Linked DNA regions of Homo sapiens: region 2 is linked to region 1. A link is a loop called in an ENCODE intact Hi-C map of the cell type or tissue named here. Cell type or tissue: GM12878. All regions are shown on one strand. Links, peaks and the distances in the headings refer to the core of each region. The heading gives the core; the rest is flanking DNA.

Region 1 (2,923 bases), core at 252-2,751:
CCCATCGTTCCTTCAGGTCTCGAGATGGGCATGGTGGGTTGGGGATGCCCAGAGTCGCCATCTTGAATGGGGCAGGGAGAGGTTATAGCAGCTCAGAGACACCTGCCCCAGGGACAGCATCAGTCCCGGTCTGTGCTGGTCACGGACTAGCTGACTTCTCAAGCATTCGATTAGTGTTTAATTAGTGAAAACTAAAGTCAGCAAATCGCACCAGCCCCTACCAGGTGCATGAGAGGATTTTCCCCATACCTCAGCTATATGGCTTTAGACTTCTATATGCTTAGTCTTCCATAGATAGACAGACAGACAGAGATATAATATGTTTATACGTTTAGTTTTCTGTAAGTTTTGCCAGCTTGGTAAGTCGAACTTTTCATAATCATTGGTTCTTTTCATATGTTTATTGGCCATTTACATTTATTCTCTTCTTAGTTGGCTATTGACATTCTTTGCTGCTTTATTTTTCTTTGGGAATAAGCATCTTTTGATTCGTACCAGTCTTATCGCCAGGCGCCCGTTTTTTCCAACTCCCTTTTCTTTTTTTCAATTTTTCATTTTGAACTAATTACAGATTCACAGGAAGTTACACAGATAGTCCTTGTGTGTGTCACCTGGTCTCCCCCCAATGATGACATCTTACAGGATTATAGCACGGGATGAAAACCAGGAGACTGGCATTGGTGAGCGTGTGCATGTAGTACTGTGTCACTGTATTACATGTGTAACACCACAGTCGAAATACAGAACCATCTCCCACCATGGCCTCCCTCATGCCGCCCCTTTCCAGTGTACCTTCTTTTTAAACGGAATCTCGCTGTGTCACCCAGGCTGGAGTGCAGTGGTGCGATCTCAGCTCACTGCAACCTTCACCTCCTGGGTTCAAGCGATTGTCCTGCCTCAGCCTCCCGAGTAGCTGGGATTACAGGCGTCCGCCACCACACCTGACTAATTTTTTATTTATTTTTTTATTTTTCGTATTTTTAGTAGAGATATGGTTTCGCCATGTTGGCCAGGCTGGTCTTGAACTCCTGAACTCAGGTGATCCACCCACCTCAGTCTCCCAAAGTGCTGGGATTACAGGCATGAGCCATTGTACCTTTTTATTTCTGAGTAGTATTCCCTAGTATGGAGGTACCACAGCTTGTTTATCTGAAAAATGTGTGTGTGTATGCACATACACAATACACTTACACATGAAGAAAAATGTGTGTGTATATGCACATGTACAATACACTTACACATGAAGACCGCATCACTTTTCAGCTCATAGGATAAGTCACAATGTCAGAAATAAGTGAATAATTTCTAGAGAAAATAGAGTTATTTCAGATATTAAACCATCAGAATTTACTTTCTTAGTTTTGGTTTGGTACTGTATATATGTGTGACCGTTTTTAACCTTTCACGCTAAATTAACTTCCATAGTGTGATTCAGAGCTTTCTTAACTGTTACAGTCAGAAGGACCTGAGAAATTCCCCTACCAAATCCTATTTGATATTGACACCGTTTGAGGTCTGAGACTTGAAGAAATTTGCCTGACGTGACAAAGCTAATGAATGACCCAGACAGGCTTGAGAAGAATTTAGAGTAGCCTGGGTAGTCTCATGCTTACTTGGGTGCTGATCCCAGCTCTGGAGCGGGTGGGACACTTGCTTTTCCTCTGGGGTGGCTCTTGCCTGAGGATACAGAAGCAGGAAGCTGAGGTATTTGCTATTCTTGGATCCTGCACTGGTGAGAAACTTAATGTGTTTCTGCCTGTGATGTTGGCCTTTCCCCTTCATTTCATTAATCACGAAGAGTATTATATACTTATAAACCTCTAAAAATCTACTCCTCTAGGGGAAAAAAATGAAGTGTTAAGTATTTTAACATAGATCCTTAAGCCAGTACATAGTGGCCCAGGGTAAAAATGTGTGATGTAATAGAGTTAATAATGAAATACTTTATGTGACAGCAAGACCAGAAACCCTAAAGGAAAATAATGATGGATTTGAATACATAAACGTTTTTAACATTTGTATGGCAAAAGTCAACATAAATTAAGAGTCAAATGACAAATTTGGGGAAAATTGCAACCTATAACAAAGGTGTTTTCTGTATGCTAAAGGAGTGAGAGGGCGCTTGCGAATCAGTACACAAGGGATGCATCCCCAGGAGAAAGCGAAGGAAAGAAGGAAGAGGGTCATCATCCATGCCACTCATTGTGGAAACATAAATTAAAGTCATGGTGAAATAGCTTTGTCAGCTAGGTTGGGAGTGATTTTAAAGAATAATGCTTTGGGCTGATTGGGTCTCAGGAAGTAGGTACTATCATACATAAAAGGTAGGAGTATACAGTGAGGAAGTTCCACAGTTTGTGTCAAAACATAAAGTGTTATTCTATTCTTTGGCAGTAATTCATCGTCCCAGGAATTTATCCTAATATAGTAATTGTAAGATTTCCAGCTTGGCTGGGCATGGTGGCTGATACTTGTAATCCCAGCCCTTTGGTAGGTGAGGCAGGCATATTGCTTGAGTCCAGAGTTCAAGACCAGCCTGGGCAACGGGGCAAAACCCCTTCTCTCCCAAAAATACAAAAAGATTATCCAGGTGTGGTGGCATGTGACTATAGTTCCAACTACTCGGGAAGCCGAGGTGGGAGGATCCCATGAGCCTGGGAGGTTGAGGCTGCAGTGAGCCATGATCACACCATTGCACCTCAGCCTCAGTGACAAAGCAAGACCCTGTGTCAAAATAAAATAATAAAATAAATGTTAAATTTTAAATTAAATAAAATGAGATAAAAATGATTTCCAGCTTCTAGTTATAGTGGACTAGTTATCTAAAGACCTGCTGAAAATAATTTAAAATGCTAGATAAAATGTTAAAAATAAATTTATTAGGCCAGGCATGGTGGCTTACGCCTGTAATCCCAGCACTTTG
Region 2 (2,923 bases), core at 124-2,623, 66 kb before region 1:
TATATTACCTGGGCTGGTCTGGAACTCCTGAACTCAAGCAATCTTCCTGCCTTGGCCTCCCAAAATGCTAGGATTATAGGCATAAGCCACTGCAGCCAGCCTGGCCTTAAATATTTGAGGCTATATTATTAGGTGCATACAAGTTTAGAATGGTTATACCTTGCTTTTATTGCATATATGACCCTCTCTATCACTAGTAATTCTAATTCTTTTAGGCTTAAAATCTATTTTGCCTTCTATTAATATTGATATGCTATACTTATTATGGTTAATACTTGCGTGGTAAATCTTTCTCCATTCTTTTACTTTGATCTTTGATCTTTTCTGGGTCCTTAATGGGTGTGTCTCTTTTTTTATTTATTTTATTTATTTATTTTATTATTATTATTTTTTTTAGACAGAGTCCCACTGTGTCACCAGGCTGGAGTGCAGTGGCACAATCTCGGCTCACTGCAACCTCCAACTCCCTGGTTCAGGCTATTCTCCTGCCTCAGCCTCTTGAGTAGCTGGGATTACAGGCACGCACCACCACGCCCAGCTCATTTTTTAAAAATATTTTTAGTAGAGATGGGGTTTCACCATGTTGGCCAGGATGGTCTCTATCTCGTGACCTTGTGATCCGCCCACCTCATCCTCCCAAAGTGTGGTGTGTCTCTTATAAGCATATAGCTGGTCTTTGTTTATTTTTATTTTTTGTTTATTTTTTGAGATGGAGTCTCACTTTGCTACCCAGGCTGGAGTGCAGCGGTGCGATCTCGGCTCACTGCAATATCTGCCTCCCAGGTTCAAGTGATTCTCCTGCCTCAGCCTCCTGAGTAGCTGGGATTACAGGCATGTGCCACCACACCTGGCTAATTTTTGTATTTTTATTAGAGAGGGTTTCACTATATTGGTCAGGCTGGTCTCGAACTTCTGACCTCAGGTATCCACCCACCTCAACCTCCCAAAATGCTGGGATTACAGGTGTGAGCCACTGTGCCGGCCAGAAGGTCAGATTTACAAGGGTTCTGCAGATGCCCCTGAGGCAGCTAGAGGCCTCACAGTGTGTCAGTTTAACTCTGAATTTCTGCTTTCACTTTGATTTTAGCCTCTGAGGCTTTCTTACTCAGCTCAGTAACACTTAAAAAAAAAAACAAAAAAAAAAACCTTCTGTGTGGTTTGTACAGCATTTTAAATTGTTGCTGCAGGAGGGTTGATCTGAGTGTTTTGCTCACTATACTGTCAGAAAAGGGAATCTATTATTTCTTTAAATATTTCCTCCTCTCCATCTCTTTCCCCTTCCTCTTGGAACTCACAGTTCACATATTAGAACTCCTGGATCTCTCCTCTAACTGTCCTGCCCTTCCTCTTATAATTCCCATCTCTTTATACTTGTTCTCTGGGTTTTGAGATTTTTTTTTTTTTTAATCTTCTAGGTCTCTTGTTTTGTTATCAATGTTTACCATTCCCTCTTCCATTAATTTTTTAAAATTATGATTTGCTGTTGTTGTACAATGTCTTTTCTTTTCTTTCTTTTTCTTTTCTTTTTTTTCTTTTTTTTTTTTTTGAGACAGATTCTCACTGTGTCACCCAGGTTGGAGTGCAGTGGCATGATCTTGGCTCACTGCAACCTCCATCTCCTGGGTTCAAGCAATTCTCCTGCCTCAGCCTCATGAGTAGCAGTGATTACAGGCGTGCACCACCACACCCGGCTAATTTTTGTATTTTTAGTAGAGAGAAGGTTTCACCATGTTGACCTGGCTGGTCTTGAACTCCTGACCTCAGGTGATTCACCTGCCTCAGCCTCCCAAAATGCTGGGATTACAGGCATGAGCCACTGTCCCCAGCCAAATACAATGTCTTTTTATGCCATTGACAATTCTTCTAAGGTGGAACCATGGTGATAGTGATGGTGGTGATGATGAAGATGGTGATAGTGATGCTGATAGTGATGGTGGTGATATGATGATGGTGATGGTGGTGATGATAGTGATGGTGGTGATAGTGATGGTGGTGATGTTGATGGTGGTGGTGATGGTGATAGTGATGGTGATGATGGTGATGGTGATAATGATGGTGATGGTGATGGTGATGGTGATAATGATGGTGGTGATAGGGTGATAGTGATAGTGATGGTGGTGGTGGTGGTGGTTATGATGTGATGGTGATAGTGATGGTGGTGATTATAGTGATGATGATAGTGATGGTGGTGATGGTGGTGGTGATGATGGTGATGGTGATGATGCTGATAGTGATGGTCGTGATGATGGTGTTGGTATTGGTGATAGTGATGGTGGTGATGATGGTGACAGTGATGGTGGTGATGATGATGATGGTGTTGGTGTTGGTGATAGTGATGGTGGTGATGATGATTATGATGATCTGATGGTGATGGTGACAGTGATGGTGACGATGATGGTGATGGTGATAGTGATGGTGGCAATGATGGTGATGGTGATGATGCTGATAGTGATGGTGGTGATTATGGTGGTGGCGATAGTGATGGTGGTGATGATGGTGGTGGTGGTGATGATGGTGATAGTGATAGTGATGGTGGTAATTATAGTGATGGTGATAGCGAAGGTGGTGATGATGATGGTGGTGGTGGTGATGATGGTGATGGTGATGATGCTGATAGTGATGGTGGTGATGATGGTGACAGTGATGGTGGTGGTGATGATGATGATGGTGCTGGTGTTGGTGATAGTGATGGTGGTGATGATGATTATGATGATCACGATGGTGATGGTGACAGTGATGTGACAATGGTGATAGTGATGGTGGTGACAATGATGGCGATATAAAGTTTCCATTCATTCATTTACCATTATGTGAGATATCCTACTTTTTCTTCTTCTCTCTGGCACCTCGGTCCCCTTAAGTCTATTGACATTTTCTTATTCTCACTCATAGCTCTTTGGCTTTCAGGGGGAGCCTTTAGGGT

What was found. Peaks named below come from ENCODE experiments on the same cell type or tissue, not always from the same donor. Only the 100,000 strongest peaks of a DNase experiment are listed, where the experiment ranks them.
Region 2: it touches region 1 in a loop (4-fold over the local background); 7 of 110 quality-filtered maps call a loop at or near these places.

Annotation. Positions count from the first base shown.
Region 1 is chr7:2,783,944-2,786,866 of GRCh38, reverse strand. The region is part of intron 2 of GNA12 (G protein subunit alpha 12); the gene reads left to right. Among named protein-coding and RNA genes, the nearest start is that of GNA12, 59 kb to the left of the region's middle. In GM12878, for the core only: no CTCF peak of the experiment used is centred there; a DNase peak (open chromatin) is centred at 1,506.
Region 2 is chr7:2,849,797-2,852,719 of GRCh38, reverse strand. No RefSeq gene overlaps it. Among named protein-coding and RNA genes, the nearest start is that of GNA12, 7.0 kb to the right of the region's middle. RefSeq lists a silencer at 962-1,081. In GM12878, for the core only: no CTCF peak of the experiment used is centred there; a DNase peak (open chromatin) is centred at 1,069; H3K27ac peaks cover 392 bases.